Regions from separate parts of the Homo sapiens genome. Here all the other regions are linked to region 3. Evidence: read pairs that join two places in POLR2A ChIA-PET (ENCODE). Cell type or tissue: OCI-LY7. All regions are shown on one strand. Links, peaks and the distances in the headings refer to the core of each region. The heading gives the core; the rest is flanking DNA.

Region 1 (6,546 bases), core at 803-5,802, 83 kb after region 3:
ACTGAAAGTTCTTTCAATATTGTTACCAATTTTAATATCCTATGCTTTTGTGAAATGGAAATTAGAATCATAATCATTTCTTCTGAGGTTTGCACATTTTGAAAGTTATCTTTCTGAATCAACTTTTTTATTTCAGAGTGTTAGTGTTTAATAATTCATTTTCCTTTAGCAAATTAAAGGAAATTATGTAAAAGTTAACAGTTCATTTTTTACTATTCTCAAAAAACTTGAATTGTTCCTGTTTTTTAACATGTTGGGTAAGTTTTTTCTACCCCTCCCCCAACTGAGGCAAAGGTTTCATAGGACTTCTTGTGGTTAGAAGGGTGAGGCAGATTCAGAAATAAACGTCAGCTTCCTTTGTGGCTTACCCTCCCGCCTCCTTTCACATTTTATTGTGTATTCTAGAATGCAGAAGGGGAATGCAGAAGGGTAACTACTAGACCTTTTCGCTGCTGGGAAATCTAGTTAGCCTTGCCTTTTTAGGGTATAACTTAAGGATTATTTTTAAATGCTTTAACTTTTCTTAAATGTTTCAATTACATTTGGAATAGAAACATATTTTAAAGATCATTTTTTATACTTTTAAACTATAGCATTTTAGAATGGAAAACAAATATTTGGTTTTTTTCCTAAGTCATCTGATAATTATGGTAAAAATGTTTACCTTCATAGTATATAAATGAATACACACGCACACATATATATAATTTTATTGGAATCTCAATCTTTTAAGAAATACAAACACTTTAAGTACAGGATACAGAATAGCACAGTATATGGTATTATAGTGGGTACATATTTCTGGCATTCATTCAACAGATATTTCAGTTCCTATTATGTGTTAACAAACTGTAGATTTTATAATTACCATAATAATTAGGACAGATATGGTCCCTGCCCTCATGGAGCTTTTACTTAGTGGTGAACGTTGACAAATAAATAAATCATTATCCACATCATTTGGTCACCTTTGCCCTGGATTAATGAGTACTATACTTGTTTAAGAAAGCCTCTTGGGCTGGTGCAGTGGCTCATGCCTGTAAAATTTCAACACTTTGGGAGGCTGAGGCAGGAGAATCGTTTGAGCCCAGGAGTTTGAAACCAGCCTGGGCAACATAGGGAGACACTGTCTGTACAAATTATGTAAAAAATTAGCCAGGAGTGGTGGTGCGTGCCTGTGGTCCCAGCTACACAGGAGGCTGAAGTAAGAGAATCTTCTGAGCCTGGGAGGTTGAGGCTGCGGTGAGCTGAGATCCTGCCACTGCACTCCATCCTGGGTGATAGAGTCGAGACCCTGTCTCAAAAAAAAAAAAAAAACAACCTCTTGGTAATACCTGGAACAATTAGATAAGAAGTGTTATTTACAGATAAAATAAATAATAAAATTATTGCAGAACTGAATTGTCACAAGCACTACTATAAACTGTTTTTTCAGATGCACAGTTTTCTTGGCTAACTAGTTTCTGTTTCCTAAATTTTACAAGTGAATTTCTTTATAAAGCCCAAAATTTCCTTCCTGTTTTAGTCAAGTTTTTGCTTCGAAATCTAAGTAAGAATTGATAGAAGCAAGTGAGTTACACTTCTTTAACAAAACTGTTTTTTTGTTTTTTTTTTTTTTGAGACACAGTCTTGCTCTGTCCCCCAGGCTGGAGTGCAGTGACGTGGTCTCAGCTCACTGCAACCTCCGTCTGCCGAGTTCAAGTGATTCTCCTGCCTCAGCTTCCTGAGTAGCTGGGATTACAGGCATGTGCCACCAAGCCCGGCTAATTTTTTGTATTTTTAGTAGAGACGGGATTTCATAGTGTTAGTCAAGATGGTCTTGATCTCCTGACCTCTGGATCTGCCCGCCTTGGCCTCCCCAAGTGCTGGTATTACAGGCATGAGCCACCACGTCTGGCCCAACAAAACTATTTTAAAGGGAGGAATTGTTTTATAGTGATTAGAACAGAAAGTTAGGAATTCACATTTCACAGTTTTATTCTTGAGGCTCCGATTCCATTTATGAGCTTTCATGAGGTATTTAATCTTATTCTGACTCAATTTATCCAGTATAAAATTTATGAAACACCAGTGGATTGAATATAAAGGGACTAATTTTTGTGTGTGTGTGCTCATCGAAACCCATCAATTTGTATTCCTTCTGCATACAATGAGAAAATATTTTATAGTTAAGCATTCTCAAATCTTAAAACTGCTTTCAAAGAATCAGGTTTTTATATGCAAATTTATTTAGTTGATGTATTAATATATTTTGATAAATGTAGAAGAGTCAAATTATAGTTTGATTTCCAGTACTTTCCACTGACATCAATTTTGAGGAAATTTGGGTAATAAAAAGTAGGACTCTTTGTCATCTTGGCCTTTGCGAATAGCTAGTAAAATACAGTCAAGCAGTGTAGTCCCCCAGTTTCCACCCCGTACCCCCTAAACACCAAGTTTTGTTTTCCATGCTAAGAGTCTGATAGACTGTGTTAGAAATATATTGAAGGGAATTGAGGCAAGAGGAGTTATGGAACAAACATTGCTTCCTAAAGATCTTTTATTTATACCTGATTTGTTAGTATCAGAATCCAGAGAGTAATTCAAAATTTAAGGTAGAGGTTCTTAATTTTGGATCCCCTATACTCAGCCTTATAAGGTTTATGGATGGGCTTTAAGATCTGAAAACCCTCTGGAATTATATGTAAAACTTCCTATTTAAGGGCTTGTGTATATTTTTCTGGGTAGGCAGTCAATAGAATAGCTTTTATTAATTTCCCAAAATAATCCTTGACTCAGAATAGCTTTAGGCTTTTGTGAAAATAAATTTTTGGCCGCTGTAGACTTACAGTAACACGTATGCCAATAGAAATGAATTTTCGGTGTCTTTAAATTTTGGCAGAGGTACTAAGCACTGCCATTGGAGAGAGCTAAAAGCATACTTATTTCTAAAATGATAAACATGACCTTAATGGGTGTGTTTGTACATAGCTGTGATAACCATTATTTTCTTAGTTTATCATGAAGTATCTTTGAATATTTTCTGTAGGACACATATACCTTAGTTATCTGTTACAGGCTTCAAAGACTACTGAGCATTACTAAGAGACATATTGCTAAAACAATTGACAATTGTGATAGTTTCAAAGGTGGTAAAAATTGTGTTGAAAGGAAAAATTACTAATAAAATTAAATAAGTCAAATACCCATTTTTGCATTCACTTTAATTTCTTATATTTAAAGGTAAGCTATTCTAATTAGAGAGTTAACATGATACCCTATGAAGGGTACAGTTTTTGGAAATAGACCTGAGTTTAAATCTTTACCTTGACTAAATTACATATCTTCTCTGAGGTGTGAAGAACAGGAGAGCATTTATTATATAGGATTGTTGTGATACTTAAACACAATAATTTATATCAAGAGCATGGCATGGAGTTGGTGTGCAAATGAGATTATTTCCCTGCAATGATAATGTATCTTTTTTTTATTTTTTTTTTGAGACAGTCTCACTCTGTCACCCAGGCTGGAGTACAGTGGCATGATCTTGGCTCACTGCAACTTCTGCCTCCCAGATTCAATAGATTCTCCTGTGTAGCTGGGATTACAGGCATGCGCCACAACGCCTGGCTGATTTTTATATTTTTAGTAGAGACAGGGTTTTGCCATGTTGGCCAGGCTGGTCTTGAGCTCCTGACCTCAAGTGATCTGCCTGCCTCGGCCTCCCAAGATAATGTATCATTTTAGTAGTGAAGAATAAATATAATTCTGTCTTATCCTGTTGTTATAGTTTGCCATTTACATTTGTACGTGATAGCACTATAAATTTTATAAAAGTACGTATGATATTTGAATCAATTTAGAGAACAAAGATAAATTCCTAATGACACAGATATTTCAAAGAATTGACTTTAAGTTGGAGGTATAACAGAATCTGTAATATACTAACGTTGTTCTCTGCAGAAAAATTAAAATTGATTGTTCTCATCTTCCCCCAGAGGAAAATTTGCTGTGGTTAGACAATGTATATCAAAATCTACTGGCCAAGAATATGCTGCAAAATTTCTAAAAAAGAGAAGAAGAGGACAGGATTGTCGAGCAGAAATTTTACACGAGATTGCTGTGCTTGAATTGGCAAAGTCTTGTCCCCGTGTTATTAATCTTCATGAGGTCTATGAAAATACAAGTGAAATCATTTTGATATTGGAATAGTAAGTATATACTAAATAGTACCTATTTTAGTTGGTATGAAAAGATGATTAAAATGTCAAGAATAAGAATGATAAAGGTGTGACAAGAACTTGTAAAGATTCCTGTTAATAAAATGTAAAAGGGACCTAATTTATATTCAGATATTTTCATAAGACTAAATGTATAGCCTCGGGCACATACACAAAAACTAACAGCACAGAATAAGCAAATGACAAATACAACATTTGAGGAATGTGGAGAAATGAATATACATTATTTTCTTAATGGCTAATTGATTGAATTTTTCTGGAACACAATCTGATGGGCAGATAGAATTGAAGTAATTTGTATATTTTCTTCATCTATTTGAAAAATACCTTCAAGAAAATAAGAATAGAAAGGAGAATTGAAGTAATTTGTATATTTTCTTCATCTATTTGAAAAATACCTTCAAGAAAATAAGGAGAATAGAAAGGTAAACTGCATAAAACTTTGCTTAATACATTGTTTGTTAAAGAAATACATTTGGTATATGTAATGTGTAAAGCACTATGTTAGTTGTAGCAATAATAAATATATCTCTTGCCACAAGTCTGTGAAAAAGTGAAAACACCCCCAGTATTCTACAGTTCACCAGGTGGTAGGGGTAGAGGATTGTTAAGGTAACCGGTTTGTTACCTAGTATATTGACATGTGACTCTTACAGAGTGCCTTTGTTGCATGATTGTCTGTCACGTTTATTCTAAGGATGTAAAATGTGTTTGAACATCTGCAACAACTGGAAGAGATCAGCTAGATTTATGTTTAGTATACCTTGGGTGCCAATAGTTTTTAATGAAGTAAATATATTTTATGATAAACCAAGAAGAGATAAGTGTTTATTTTAGTAAAAAATGTATTGCTAACTATAGTAATTCTTTTTAGTAACTAACTTGCATCATTGCCTTTTTAAATTTAAAGGTATATTAACCTTATTTTTGTATTTAGTTATTTTAAAATTAATGTTTTTGTTCCACGAAATAGATTGGCTGGAATCAACTTGTGAATGAAAATGAAGATTTTGCAAAATGTTAAACTGACAAGTAGTTCATTTAAGAATGAATACTATGTACATTTCCCAGAACCGTCTTAAGGCGTGTTATATAGCACTTTCAAAATAAATTAGAATTGCAGAAAAGGCCAAGATACTACCAATATGATTTCAGTTTTCATATATTTTGTAATTATTTTTGTCAAAGATTCTTCAGCTGACCTTTAAAAAGTTACCTACTTGCATAACATCTGCATGTTTGAAGTGTGTAAAAAGTAGCTAACATTTGTCAAAACAGTAGTGGAATACTAGGTTTGGAGGATGAATATACATAAGAACATTGACTATTTTCATAAAATCCTCTTTTGGGGGTTCATCCAAACAGCAACGACAAAATACATCGGAAAGATTTGAGACATTTTATGGATGGACCTTGTTCATACTCCGGAAAATTGACTCAGGTACCTTACCCAGTAAACTGGCAGAACTTACTGATCTCTATACCTCTGGCTGAAATGTAGCAAGCACTCAGAAAATGTTTAAGTAGATTAATGTATTACATTTCTTACCAGAGTGACTAAGACCCACTAAAATTTATTGCTAGAACTTCGGCTTAATTACTATGCCTTCCGCTTTTGGGGTGGCATTGTCACATTTAGTAGTCTCAGTTGAAGGTAAAAATTTAATCAGGTTTAGTTGTTTTAGTAGTGTGGCATAATTTTTATATGGTGAAATTAAAACGGTGGAATCTTTAATAACTATCACCCAGTCAATTCTGTCCTCAAATCATCCTACACACTTTTTCTTCCCCAACTCTTATTTTACAAAATTCCAAATCTATAGAAAAGTTGAAAAACTAGTACAATTAACATCCTTATACTCTTCACTTTTACTCACCAGTTGTTGGCATTTTGCCACATTTACTGAACCATTTGAAAGTTGTAGGTATTATGATATTCCTTTTTGTGCTGAAGTATTTGGTGTGGGTGATGATGTGTATTTATTGTATCACATCAGGTGGCAATAAAGTCAGGTTTTATTACTGGTTTTGCTAAATTTGAACATGCTTAAGGTGTAGTCTTCTAGCTCTCCTCATTGTAAAGGAACATTTTCCCTTTTTAATTAATCTGTGTAGTGATATTTACAGACCATGTGATTATTATCTTTTGTTGTTGTTGTTGTTGTTGTTGTTGTTGTTGTTGGAGTCTTGCTCTGTCACCAGGCTCGAGTGCAGTGGCGCGATCTCAGCTTACTGCAACCTCTGCCTCCTGGGTTCAAGCGATTGCCCTGCCTCAGCCTCCTGAGTAGCTGGGATTACAGGCACGTGCCACCATGCCCAGCAATTT
Region 2 (6,546 bases), core at 615-5,614, 120 kb after region 3:
TAATCAGTTTTTCCTTTACTAAGAAGATTGCAGCCAGTCTTCTGCTGAGAGTGAAGAAGATGAAGGTGGGTGTGGCTTGAAGAGAGAAAATTTGGCAAAAGGTGAGTGACAGAATAGTCCTTGAGCAGTGTGTGTTAACACTATAGAGCTTATAATCTATCAGGAGAGACAGACATTAAATACCAAATATTTTCATTTACGATTAAAGAGTTTATTGAATAATCGTTGGAGCCAAGCAATCTTTGTGATACTAATTTATCATTTCTGCCTATATTTTTCCCTTTTCCATCAGAAGGCTGTGCTTCTTTGTCTCAAGGGAGATATATTATTTTACTCAAAATGGGGGGAAAAACTCGAAACTTTCCTCTGGGGTTTTATTTGTAAATACTTTAGTCTTTTGGGGAAAGTACAGTTTAAAAAGAATAGAAAAAGCTCAGAAGCAAATAAGGAGAGATCAATCTCTGGATTTTAGAGCAGTGACAAGAACCTTGCCCAGTTCCCTAGTGCATGTTGAGAATATCGCAGGACCTTGTAGAGAACCATCCAACACCAAGAATGTGGCTTCTAGGGCTAAGATAAAACCAAAAGTTGTGTAGGGGTTAACGTTGTCTCTGGAATGAGCATGGGAGGGGGAAGATAGCATTGTGCCTGAGAAGAGTTTCTCATGTGGATCTTATTACAGCTATTCTTTTATTTTGGACAACAACAACATGAACTGAATGTTCTTCACTATAAAAGCAGTAGATTTCATGTAACTAGTTCTAACCGTGTCTCTTGGTGGAAGCTGGAAGTATAAAACCACAATACAAGTCCCTGAAGGTAATTCTACCATTGCTAAGGGCACTGTAGGTTGGCCAACTCACCAGTCATAGCCAAGGTCTTTCTCCCTTGCCTGCCTCCACTATAGAGGCTATTCCAGCTCAGTTGGAATTAGGGATGAACTGGAAGTCTGCTGGGTGGCTTCTGAAAGGCTTTTGATACCTTGATGAAAAGCAGAAATGCTGCTGACAGCCTTATACCTCCTCACCTTGTCCTCAGGGACAAGGGAATGTTGGAGATGCTGGCCCTGACATTATTGACCCACAGAAGTCACTGGAGCAGTAACAGCAGTCATCTCCTTCTTGACTTTTCAGTATATGATTAAAATAAACATCTGTTAGATTAAGCTATTTTCTTTTGGGTTTTCTATTATTAGCAGCTGAAAGCATCTTAATTGACATAATTATCCATGTTTCCCAAACTCACATTCCTCATAATGTGGCAAAGATATGTGGCACTAAGAGTTCTGTGCCCAACTATGTTTTGGGAACACCATATTTAACAGTGTTAAACTTGCATTTTTACTGCAGGATTCTTTGGAGGCTTTAATTTACACAAGGAATCTTCAAATGAGGATTGTAATATGTAATGTATTTCATAATTACTTCAACCTTACTAACATCTTTTTAAATATTAAGCAAGGACACTTATTTGGAAAACAAGGTACTAGATGTTAAAGCAATGTGGTCCAATAATCTCCAAAGATCTGGCTTATCCCGGAATTGAATTCAAGTTATTTTGTGGGAACACATCAGTTCTTGTACTGGAGAAGGGCCTGGGAAGGGCAGGCTCTTAGAAATTATTGATCCAAGTAAGACCATTTCAGTAATCCTCTTTGTAGCACTGTAAGCTTCATACCTTTATTAGAAAGCAGCAGTAGGTTCCAATACAACATGCTCTGGTTCTCATGGGCCCTCAATATCTTGAAGCTTGAATTTCTTGATACAAAGTCATTGTCAAGGCCTTCTGCTGGGGACTCAGCTTGGCCATGCCTTGGCTTCCAGAACCAGGAGACTGCACTCTCATGCCTCCTTTAACTCTATCAATTTACCTCTTTTGCAATATTTTCCATACCTGAAAATACAGGTCTTTCCATATCTTCTGACTTATCTATCAAAGCTTTCTAGTGAGAATAGGGAAGTTCCAACATTTTCCCATATAATTTACACACACACACACACACACACACACACACACACTTTTCCATCTTTTTAGATGGAAATGTAACTTTTTCTTGCAGGAAACAAGCCAATCATCCAGCTTGTTGAAAAGTCCTTCCCTGTAAAACACATTACTAAAGGCCAGGTGCAGTGGCTCACCTGTAATCCCAGCACTTTGAGAGGCCAAGTCTGGTGGATCAGTTGAGTCCAGGAGTTCAAGACCAGCCTGGGCAACATGGTGAAACCACGTCTCTACAAAAAAATACAAAATTAGCTGGGTGTGGTGGCAGATGCCTGTAGTCCCAGTTACTTGTGGGACTTCGGTGGAAGGATCGCTTGAGCCCGGGAGGTCAAGGCTGACATGAGCTGAGGTCGTGCCACTGCTCTCCAGCCTGGGCGACAAAGTGAAACCCTGTCTCAAAAATAAAATAAAATAAAATAAAATATACTAAAGAAAATGTTCAAGAATGCCTCCAATGGATAGGGTGGGTGAAACTGTGGTTGGGTCAGATGAATTATCTCTCACGTTTAGGTCCTGTGCCAACCCTGTGCTATGATCAACTCCCAGAATAAGCAAAAAATGGATTATTTTATAATTAGTTGCTAGGATTCCACTCTCTGTGGTTTCACCACTGGAATTTAAATTTAGTGATGGCAATACCCCTTTGAAAGGCCAAAGGAAAGATATATGCTAATTATACTGATATTTCTAGCCAGATTGTAAAATGCAACTGGGTCACCAATTACAGACACAATTGCAAGTGGACAGTTGCTCCAGCTATACTGAATAACAAACAATGGCTGCAAAATATATGTGGGGAAAAGAATAAGAGGGAATTATTGAATTAACAAAACACAGATTCTCCGTGTTCTATAATGCATATCACAATCCTCCTTTACTCTCTCTCTATATATGTCGATAATCATGAATAAATCTATGAGACTTAATGATCTTTCCTCATTTCAGCCTGGATCATTTTATGACTAAATTTTGTCATTTTTAGAATTGAATTAATTGCCTGTATAGTCATAGAAAGTCAAATTTTATAGATAAATTATTGTAGTTTGTTTCTTCTTTTGAAAGCAGTCGTTAGCCCAATTTAATAAGAACGTGATTAGGTTTTAAATTGGGATTTGCACAAAAAGGCCTCTGAAATAAGTGAATATCTAAGTAATCACAAACTAAAGACCATAGAAAACAAGTTTAAAAGGAGAAAAAGACTTGGCCATTTATTTAGAGGCCTTTTTGGCTGCTTTAACCTGTGTGAACATCAACTACTTCTTTCTCTTACAAAGCAGCCGTAATCAGCTGTTTGCTTCTTTGATTCGTTCTGGTCCTAATTCATTTAATACTAATGATTAAGCATGGGATACTACAAATAAACCTGTCCCCTTTCTTCCCAGAAATAGAATAATTACAATGGCCAATGGCTGGGGACTTTTTTTATTACTAAATTTGCTAAAGATTTAATTACTTTGGCTGGGCTCCAGTACCCTTAAAGAACATTACAAATAATCCCACGATATTGCATCTAAGTAGTCAATTTAATTTCAGAAGTTGTTTACAATATACATTTTTATGAAATGGTGTGTGTGTGTGTCTATATAAAAATATTTCCTGTGGGTATGTTTATATTCTGAGACATATGATGTATAAATTAAAAGAGAAAGAATAAAGTTTGCCAAGGGCCCATTATGAATCAGGAATTATATGTGGTTCTTTTATTCAAGATGTTTCATTTAATCTCAGCAACCCTGCAAATCAAATATTATCCTTATTTTATAGGTCAGAAAACTGAGTCTCAGAGAGGTTAGACAACTTTTCAGAGTTACCTAATTAATTACCCTAAGCTGGGATTTGAGCTCAAGTTTACCTGACTTCAAAAGGCTTTGCCTTTCCTATCACACCAAATATTAATTACATTTCCTAAGAATAAATTTTAAAACCTGGGGAAAATGAATGGAATATGCATAATCTGAATTGAAAACAAATTGGATTAAAATTTTAAATTTTCATATGTTTGTTTAAAAAACCAAAAATGTAGCTGGACGTGGTGGCTCACGCCCCTCCCAGCACTTTGGGAAGCCAAGGCAGGAGGATCACTTGAGCTCAGGAGTTTGAGACCAGCCTGGGCAACATAGAAAGACTCCATCTCTACAAAAAATAAAAATTACAAATTAGCTGTAAACGGTGGTGCGTGCCTGTGGTCCTAGCTACTCAGGAGGCTGAGGCAGGAGGGTCACTTGTGCCTAGGATGTCAAGGTGGCCATGATCTGTGATCACTCCACTGCACTCCAGCCTGGGCAAAAAGGTGAAACCCTGTCTCAAAAAAAAGAAAAGTTAAAATTAAAAATAAATAAATATTAAATAATTAAAAATTCATCATTCATGAAGTCAATTAAAGTTAAAAGAGAATACTCTAAATTGCAATATTTGCTGCATTAACAGACTGTAGTATTTGTTAAATAGAAGAGAGAAACATGAACAATTCACTGCAATGTTTCCTGGTGTGCCGTTTGTACTACACAAATAGGTGTTATGCAGATTGTCTATATTCACACACAATTTACTATATGTGGAGCAGAAATTGGTATAAAACGAGTCTTCTATAATTCTCTATTTGTAATGTCTGAAAACTGTCTTGTAAAGACAGCTTTTTTCTTTTCTTTTCTTTTCTTTTTTTTGAAACAGGGTCTTGCTCTGTTTCCCAGGCTGAAGTGCAGTGGCACGGTCATAGCTCACTGCAGCCCTGAACATCTGGGCTCAAACAATCTTCCCACCTCAGCCTCCCAAGTAGTTGGGACTGCAGATGCATACCACCATGCCTGGCTATTTTTTTTTTAATTTTAGTTTTTGTAGAGACAAGTTCTCACTATGTTGCCAAGGCTGGTCTCAAACTCCTGGGCTCAAGTGATCCCCCCACCTCAGCCTCCCAAAGTGCTGAGATTACACGCGTGAGCCATGGCACCTGGCCTAGTTTGCCTACTTTAAAATGGAATGATTTGTCTTTTTTTTTAGAAAAAAATTTGTTCTTAATTATTTATTTATTTTGAGGCAGGGTCTCACTCTGTCACCCAGGCTGTGGAGTACAGTGGCACAATCACAGATCACTGCAGCCTTAACCTCCTGGGCTCAAGCAGTCCTCCCACTTCAACCTCCCAAGTAGCTGGGACTACAGGTGTGTGCCACCATAGTCGGATACTTTTTTTATTTTTTGTAGAGATAGGGTCTCACTATGTTGCCTAGGCCAGTCTTGAACTCCTGGGCTCAAGTGATCCTCGTGCCTCAGCCTCCCAAACAACTGAGATTATAGGTGCGAGCCACTGTACCTGGCCTGTATTTTTATGATTGAATTGTAGGTGTTCTTTTTATGCTCTAGATACATTAAGAGGATACTTTGTATACATTAAGAGCATACTTTGTATACTCCTCTTAATTTTTGAGGGACTACATCAAAGAAAACAAATATTAGATAAATCAGAATGTCTGATGTCGGCACTCAAAATTGAGATGTACACATAGTCACACAAATAAATAAAGGTAAAATTCTTTCATATTTTGACAGGGATGGTTTTTCATTAATTGCAATAATAAAACATTCCAAGAGTGTACAGATATACAAAAGAGAGAAAACAGTTAAGCCCATTATGGCGTATTTGGGTAATGAAGCATGATTATGTCTTCAAAATGGCAACTATGTTCTTCATGACTTCTGAGAATTTCTGATACATGAAGAGAAAAAACCTCACTTATGCCGTATGATCTCAGCTAAGTTTTTAAAAGTATGTAGAAAAATATCAAGAAACAAAAATGCCAGTATCCACAGCCATAAAAAAAGAATGAGTTTAGTCCTTTGCAGGGACATGGATGAAGCTGGAAACCATCATTCTCAGAAAACTAACACAGGAACAGAAAATCAAACACCGCATGTTCTCACTCATAAGTGGGAGTTGAAAAATGGGACACATGGATACAGGGAGGGGAACATCACACACTGGGGCCTGTCGGGGGGTAGGGAGCAAGGGGAGGGAGAGCATTAGGACAAATACCTAATGCATTTGGGGCTTAAAACCTAGATGATAGGTTGATAGGTGTAGCAAACCACCATGGCACATGTATACCTGTGAAACAAACCTGCATGTTCTGCATGTGTATCCCAGAACTTAAAGTAAAATAAAAATAAAAAATAGGAAAATAAGCCAGTATGTTAATCATGTCAGCACCTGGGCAGTGGAATGATAGGTGACTTTTTTTTTTATTCTTTCCAGTTGTCTCTGATGAACATGCATTTCTTTTATAATCAGGCATTTGATGGGAGAGGGTGGCAAATCTGTCTTAGCAATAGCAAAAAAATTGCAAAATAAAAATAATAGATTGTCTTTAAGGAAATACGATGGTTTTAGAAGTACGTGGTATTTCAGGGCTTTCTGTTATATCTTTTTTGAGTAATCCCCAAAAATTAGAGTGATTTTTACTTGCAACATCCCACGACCATTTATCTTGGATATTATTTGTCCAGATGTTTAAGTGACTTCTTGGAGGGTAGTTTGGCACACTGAGACACAT
Region 3 (6,546 bases), core at 692-5,691:
ATAAAATATGCTTATATAATCTAGATATTCTCAGTACTTGGCACATGTTAAGAATGCAATAAATGGTCTGGCGCAGTGGCTCACACCAGTAATCCCAGCACTTTGGGAGGCCAAGGCAGGTGGATTACCTGAGGTCGGGAGTTCAAGACCAGCCTGACCAACATGGAGAAACCATGACCCTACTAAAAATACAAAATTAGTCGGGCGTGGTGGCACATGCCTGCAATCCCAGCTACTCAGTAGGCTGAGGCAGGACAATCACTTGAACCCGGGAGATGGAGGTTGCGGTGAGCTGAGATTGTGCCATTGCACTCCAGCCTGGGCAACAAGAGCGAAACTCCGTCTCAAAAAAAAAAAAAGAATCCAATAAATATTAATATTATTTATTCTTTGTGCAAGTGCGCACTTTGTGCAAGTGAGACAGGTGCCTTTTGCAATTATGTGTTATATTAAGATTTTACCCTGCAATATGAGATTTATGTAATTATGTGTCTAAAATCATTCTTGGTGATAGTGCATATCTAAAAGAAGTTTTGTAGGCCAGGTGCGGTGGCTCACACCTGTAATCCCAGCAATTTGGGAGGCTGAGGTGGGTGGATCACCTGAGGTCAGGAGTTCCAGACCAGCCTGGCCAACATGGCAAAACCCTGTCTCTACTAAAAATACAAAAATTAGCTGGGCATGGTGGCAGGCACCTGTAATCTCAGCTATTTGGGAGGCTGAAACAGGAGAATCACTTGAACCCAGGAGGCGGAGGGTGCAGTGAGCCAAGATTGCACCACTGCACTCCAGCCTGCTGGGTGACAGAGTAAGACTCCGTCTCAAAAAAAAAAAAAAAAAAAAAAAAAGTTTCATGAGGAGTTTTTTGGTGAGGAATTTAGAGTGAATGATTAAAACCTCACTCTTGGTGCCACTTACTTATATACCATGTACTTTCCATTGCAACTTCCTGTCTAATTGCCATGATATCATTTCAGCAGCAAGCAAAGACATTTCATCCTAACAGTTACTACTAGACATGAGTAACTCTGTTTGACTCATATTAGTTTCGACTGAAAAGGGGAACATACTTGAGAAACACATGGGCACCATTGTAACTATTCAAACAGAATTTTTATTCTCAACCAAAATGCCACAAAGAGGACGTCACTTAAGACCTTGGTTGAGGTTTGTTATATCCTTCAACTTGCAGAAATCAAAAATGCAGAAGTTAAGACAGTTGCCTCATTTGACTTGTTGATTGTGATAGCTTTTGTCCATGGTGATGTGATGAACATAAGGACGAGGCACAAATCCAGATTGTCCTCTCTTTGTGGTTTGCTGCAGGTACCCAGCGTGCCAATGCCCGGGCTCCAGCCCCTTACAAGCGGGATTTCGAAGCCAAACTGAGGAACTTTTACAGGAAGTTAGAGACTAAAGGATATGGACAAGGCCCAGGGAAGTTAAAGTAAGTCAAAGTGACACAAACCACATAATGTATAGATGGTGAAAGGAGAGGGCACAGTTGGGCCTCTAGGAAATTGATTGTGATTTGGGATGACTAGCCTTCATTTTAGTCGGCATAATTATTTTGGAATTTGTAAATTATAGGATCATCTAAAACATAGTCCTGGAATGAAACATGATTAAGCTTAACATTTTAAAACAAATAGTGAAGACACTGCCACTTTTCATGCAAAAATAAAGGCAAAATAAAAGGCTGATTTATTTTTTTCCTCTGAAAAGTATGTCTTTGTTGGTGCATAGTATATTCATTAGCTATAAAGCTATCCCAATGTCCTCCACTGCAAGTTTCTGTCTCCTGAACTGACCTGAGTGTAGGAATAGTGCTCAGCTCTGTTCAGTTCTGTGAAACAAACTTCACAGCAGAACATGTCATGAATGTTGTTTCGGCCTTTCTTCATCCATCTCCTCCTTTCAAATGGGGAAACTGAAACATCATCATGTTGTTTGGCCTAGAATTGTTTCCATTCCCTACTTACCCTTCTTTCTCTCCTCCCTGCCTTCACCCCTGTCCCACGTCCCCACTGGAGATCAGTCTGCCACTGAGAGAGGACAGAGGAGGGACGGTCTCCACTGGAGCACCCCTGTGACCCTGGGTGCCTGAGAGACGGTCCAGAGACCAGACCAACAGCAGCCCCATGGCTCACTGCCCCACCTGCAGGAAGGCTTGCTTGATTAAAATCCACCTTCATTGCCCTAAAAAATCATCTGCCTGCCCAAACACCATACTTCTCTGAGCTTTACTTTTCTCACACTTAACTTACAAAGGTCTAGGATGATCCAGCTGTCATGCATTCAGCCTCCCTATCATCTCTCTGCCCATTACCATTTACATTAAGAGCAAATTGATATCTATGGAAGGATGACTTTAATTGGCATCATCACAAGTAGATTAACCTGCCACACTCATCATTCATTTGTATCTGTCCCTTAGGGACTGTCAAGATTCACTTAATTTAACAATTAACAATTGGAAACTCCTCTGCTTTGGAGGATATTGAGAATTTTTTTTTTCCTCTTTGTTCTCACAGTCATCTTGCTGGGCACTTAATAATTGAATTCCTTGTCTACATGCATTGAGACTTAAAACATTGCCTCATAGAGTTGTTCTTGCTTTACTAAACAAAATGTATGGGCGGGGGGCGGTGTGTGTGGTGTGTGTGGTGTTGTTTTATGATCATTTTTTTTCTGGGATAAACTGATTTGACCATTTAGATAGGATTCTCCGGTTGTTTACACTGGTCATAGGTAGGGTACTCTACCAATGATTCTCTCATGTAACTTTTGCTAATGCTATTAAGAGTTCAAGACAAATGTGTACTTTATTGCAGACAGCAATGATATTAAGTAACATTCTTCTTACCTAGTTAATTGTGGCAAATGGAAATGTTCTAGAAAGATAAGTAAATTATCTTTAATAGTATAGTAATAATTTGTATTTTCTAAATTGTCTCTTTATGGACAGGTTAATTATCCGAAGAGATCACTTACTAGAAGATGCTTTTAATCAGATTATGGGCTACTCCAGAAAAGACCTGCAGAGAAATAAGCTATATGTCACCTTCGTTGGGGAGGAAGGGTGAGTAGAACAGAGAAGTGGCCTGTGGAACATAGGCTGTGGCCACAAGGCGGATGTTTCTCCACGTCGCTGTGGTTGCCTGAAACAGGAAATCCTTCTGCCAGGAAGTGCTGTTCTCATACACTTAAACCTTTGGGCTTTTTTTTTTTTAAAGGTCTCCTCTGGCTTTTAAATCACTTGACATAGAAATCCTTTAGTAAAAACTTGTAGCTTTAGATCATTTTTGAGAACAGAAGCCTAGTTCAGTTTCTTCTCTCCGGACCTCTCTTTCTCTTAAAGGGAAAAAGTAAGGCTTTACAAGGAAAAAAAACAAGGAATTGCATTTATGCAATTCCTTTGTGATCTGTGATCTTATTTTCTACCCTGCAGGGCTAGGTAGAACGTGCTTCCTCTATTAAATAAGTTCAGTTTCAGAAACATGAATTAGAATCTTGCTGTTCTACCCAGAAGCCTCCACAGAAGTAACTCTTGGGCCTTGGCTCTTATTTCTCTGCCTCCAGTTTTTCTCTTCCCTTGGGAAGGCAGCACACCTACCAACATTACTACCTAACATAAACAAACATGTCCCGCCTTCCATGACTCTTCCATGAGTGTGCTCGTCAAGATAAGGGTTAGGAAATGAAGCGGGGAAGACTCCTACACAGTGTCTGTTGTGCCCAAATAGACATAACTGTTATTACACATCACATTAGAAGAGGCCAGCTGTCATCCCTCCCAGACCCCTTCTTCCTCATTTCAGGTCTGGGTTCAAGTCTCAACATCTTCTTCATAACTCAGCAGCTGCTAGAGGGAATTTTTCTAATACCATACAATTGTCTGATTGTGTTCTCTGTGGCTCTTGTTGATTTGGATCATTTTAAGGCTATCCCTCTCAGTCATGCCTGGGAATAAAGTATATTAGATTATGGAATCATATTAGTGATATTGAACAAATTCAGCCATTCAGTACACAGTGGATGAAATAATGACTCCAAACTATAAAATAATTTGCATCTGCTGATGGAACTAGGGAATAGAAAAATCAGGATTCAAATTCAGGCCGTTTGTCTTTCATCTGGTACTCTTGGACTAGCTCTGGGACCTAAGCAAAACTCCTGCACTCCAGCCCATCTGAATTTTTTCCTATCTCTGGACATTTTGCCCATTCCAGCTAATGACTGATAACTTCCGCTCTTGTCACATGCAGTGCTGTGTAGTCTCCCAGCTATTCCTACATTAAGGTAAAGTAGTATGTGCAAACACACTATGACATGACAAAATTTGTACAGAAGTTTGCATGAGATCTGAGCCTTTCATTGCTGATGTGCATAAGTGGACTTCTCACTTGTGTTAGTTGGCTTAAAGATGAAGGTGCACAGTTGAAAATGAAGGCAAATGTTAGCCTAATCACCAGTATGCATGAGATTCCAAGTATTTCCTTACATAATCAGTCTGGTTTGGATGAGAATACTTTTCCTCCCCCAGAACTCCAGCTGCCTCCCTTCATTGTTGGACCAGAGTTTGTTGAGATCTCAAAGATATAGGGAAGAGTCTTTGGAAGCACTGATATTTAAGTTTGAATAGAACAGACGTTTATCATGACTGGTTTTCCTAAAGCAGTCTCCTCATGGTGTGGATTAATGACATTAGTTCCTAGGAGGAGGTCCAGGGTGAGTGGGGCTTGATGCCTCTGTATTTGATTACATTACATTGATGTCCAAATGCTTCCTGCCTCCATCATCTGTCTCCTTCCTGTGACATCGGAGGGAAAACAAGGGAGAGGATGTTCTAAGCTGTGAGCTCAGTTAGCAGGGACAATTTCTTAATCTGTTCACTCTGCATATGGTTTATTGAAGCTGGATTTCTGGACTCATGACTTTGTCAGGTCAGTATCATAAATTATTAGATATAGACTTTAATTTGCTATTGAGGTACCGAGGATACATATGCTGTTTTTGAGAGATGAAAACAGTAATTGTGCTGGAAAAATAGAAAGCTAAAAAAAATAAAGAAAGAAAGAAAGAAAGAAAGAAACCTTGAGCTACATAAAAGTAAGGAGCTCTTTTAGCCTTTGCCACCTTCTCAAACACACTGACTCTATCACATGAAAATGAACAACCCTAACTTTTTTTCTGGATTATAATACATACCCAAAGGGAAGAGCGACCCAAATTTTCCATTGAACTATAAAAATGGAGCTGGAGGTTTTCTGTTTTTTTGTTTTGTTTTGTTTTGTTTTTTGAGACAGAGTCTAACTCTGCTGCCCAGGCTGGAGTGCAGTGGCATGATCTTGGCTCACTGCAGCCTCCGCCTCCTGGGTTCAAGTGATTCTCCTGCCTCAGCCTCCTGAGTAGCTGGAACTACAGGCACATGCCACCACGCCCAGCTAATTTGTTTTGTATGGAGGTTTTCTGTTACTTTCTCTTTACCAATTCTAATCCCCTCAAAATGTATCATTTTGTAAGTTCTTCATGTCTGGGTCTAGTAATGAGCATTTAAAAACACATGTATCTGGCACCCAGATCTAAGAATCAAGGTTTTTAGAGAAATGGCTGATTCTAACACTAAGCAGGAAATATACAAGATGCAGCCCGAAGCATCTTTTGGTGTCTGCCAGAGATTAAAGAAATCCTCAAAAATCCCAGTCGTGGGGTATGTTGAAAAAACCCAGGAGCCAACTGAAAGAGTTCCCAATGGACAAAGCTGAGATAATTTGAGCAACAAAATAAATACAAGGCTATTGATTATAAACCAAAGTATAAAATAAATAACCATACTGATATAAATACATGGTTGAATACATAAATAAATGGGGAAGAATAGAAAAGTAGAAAAATATCTTTTGCAAAATATGGAACCAGCCCAAAAGTCCATCAATCAATGAGTGGATAGAGCCAACATGGTATATATATACACCATGGAATACTACTCAACCATAAAAAGGAACGAAATAATGACATTCACAGCAACCTGGATGGAATTGGAGACCATTATTCTAAGTGAAGTAACTCAAGAATGGAAAACCAAATATCTTACATTCTCACTCATATGTAGGAGCTAAGCTATGAGGACACAAAAGCATAAGAATGATACATTGAACTTTTGGGACTTGGGGGAAAGAGTTGGGGGTGGCAAGGGATAAAAGACTACACATTGGATACAGTGTACACTGCTCAGGTGATGGTGCACCAAAATCTCAGAAATCACCACTAAAGAACTTACTCGTATAACCAAACACCACCTGTTCCCCACAAATCTATTGAAATAAACAAGAATAACAATTTAAAAAAAAAGAATCACTGCTCTCAAGGTAGATATCAATTTGTTTAAGGCAAACAGTAGAAAATATGCCCTTCAGAAACTGCTGTAGGTCTGGGGTAGGCACATGATGTAATTTGGCCCAATTAGACTGAAAGAAACTCTGTTATGTTGTAGCTGGTGAAAGGTTTCACTAAAAAAGAAAAAATCTATTTTGCAGAATATTT

Evidence for each region. ChIA-PET counts read pairs that join two places held together with the same protein. Peaks named below come from ENCODE experiments on the same cell type or tissue, not always from the same donor. Only the 100,000 strongest peaks of a DNase experiment are listed, where the experiment ranks them.
Region 1: POLR2A ChIA-PET joins it to region 3 with 13 read pairs; 16 of 35 experiments call an interaction of 5 or more read pairs at or near these places.
Region 2: POLR2A ChIA-PET joins it to region 3 with 16 read pairs; 4 of 35 experiments call an interaction of 5 or more read pairs at or near these places.

The regions. Positions count from the first base shown.
Region 1 is chr2:196,154,083-196,160,628 of GRCh38, reverse strand. STK17B (serine/threonine kinase 17b) reads left to right here. Exons shown (of 8, transcript NM_004226.4): 3 at 3,978-4,190. Among named protein-coding and RNA genes, the nearest start is that of STK17B, 14 kb to the left of the region's middle. RefSeq lists an enhancer at 1,119-1,619. In OCI-LY7, for the core only: no CTCF peak of the experiment used is centred there; no DNase peak of the experiment used is centred there; H3K4me3 peaks cover 430 bases; H3K27ac peaks cover 678 bases.
Region 2 is chr2:196,114,152-196,120,697 of GRCh38, reverse strand. No RefSeq gene overlaps it. Among named protein-coding and RNA genes, the nearest start is that of DNAH7, 49 kb to the right of the region's middle. In OCI-LY7, for the core only: no CTCF peak of the experiment used is centred there; no DNase peak of the experiment used is centred there.
Region 3 is chr2:196,236,985-196,243,530 of GRCh38, reverse strand. HECW2 (HECT, C2 and WW domain containing E3 ubiquitin protein ligase 2) reads left to right here. Exons shown (of 29, transcript NM_001348768.2): 20 at 1,327-1,447; 21 at 2,969-3,082. Among named protein-coding and RNA genes, the nearest start is that of HECW2-AS1, 20 kb to the left of the region's middle. RefSeq lists an enhancer at 2,273-2,322. In OCI-LY7, for the core only: CTCF peaks have their summits at 1,959, 2,160 and 3,147; DNase peaks (open chromatin) are centred at 1,100, 2,140, 3,150 and 3,770; H3K4me3 peaks cover 2,410 bases; H3K27ac peaks cover 4,083 bases.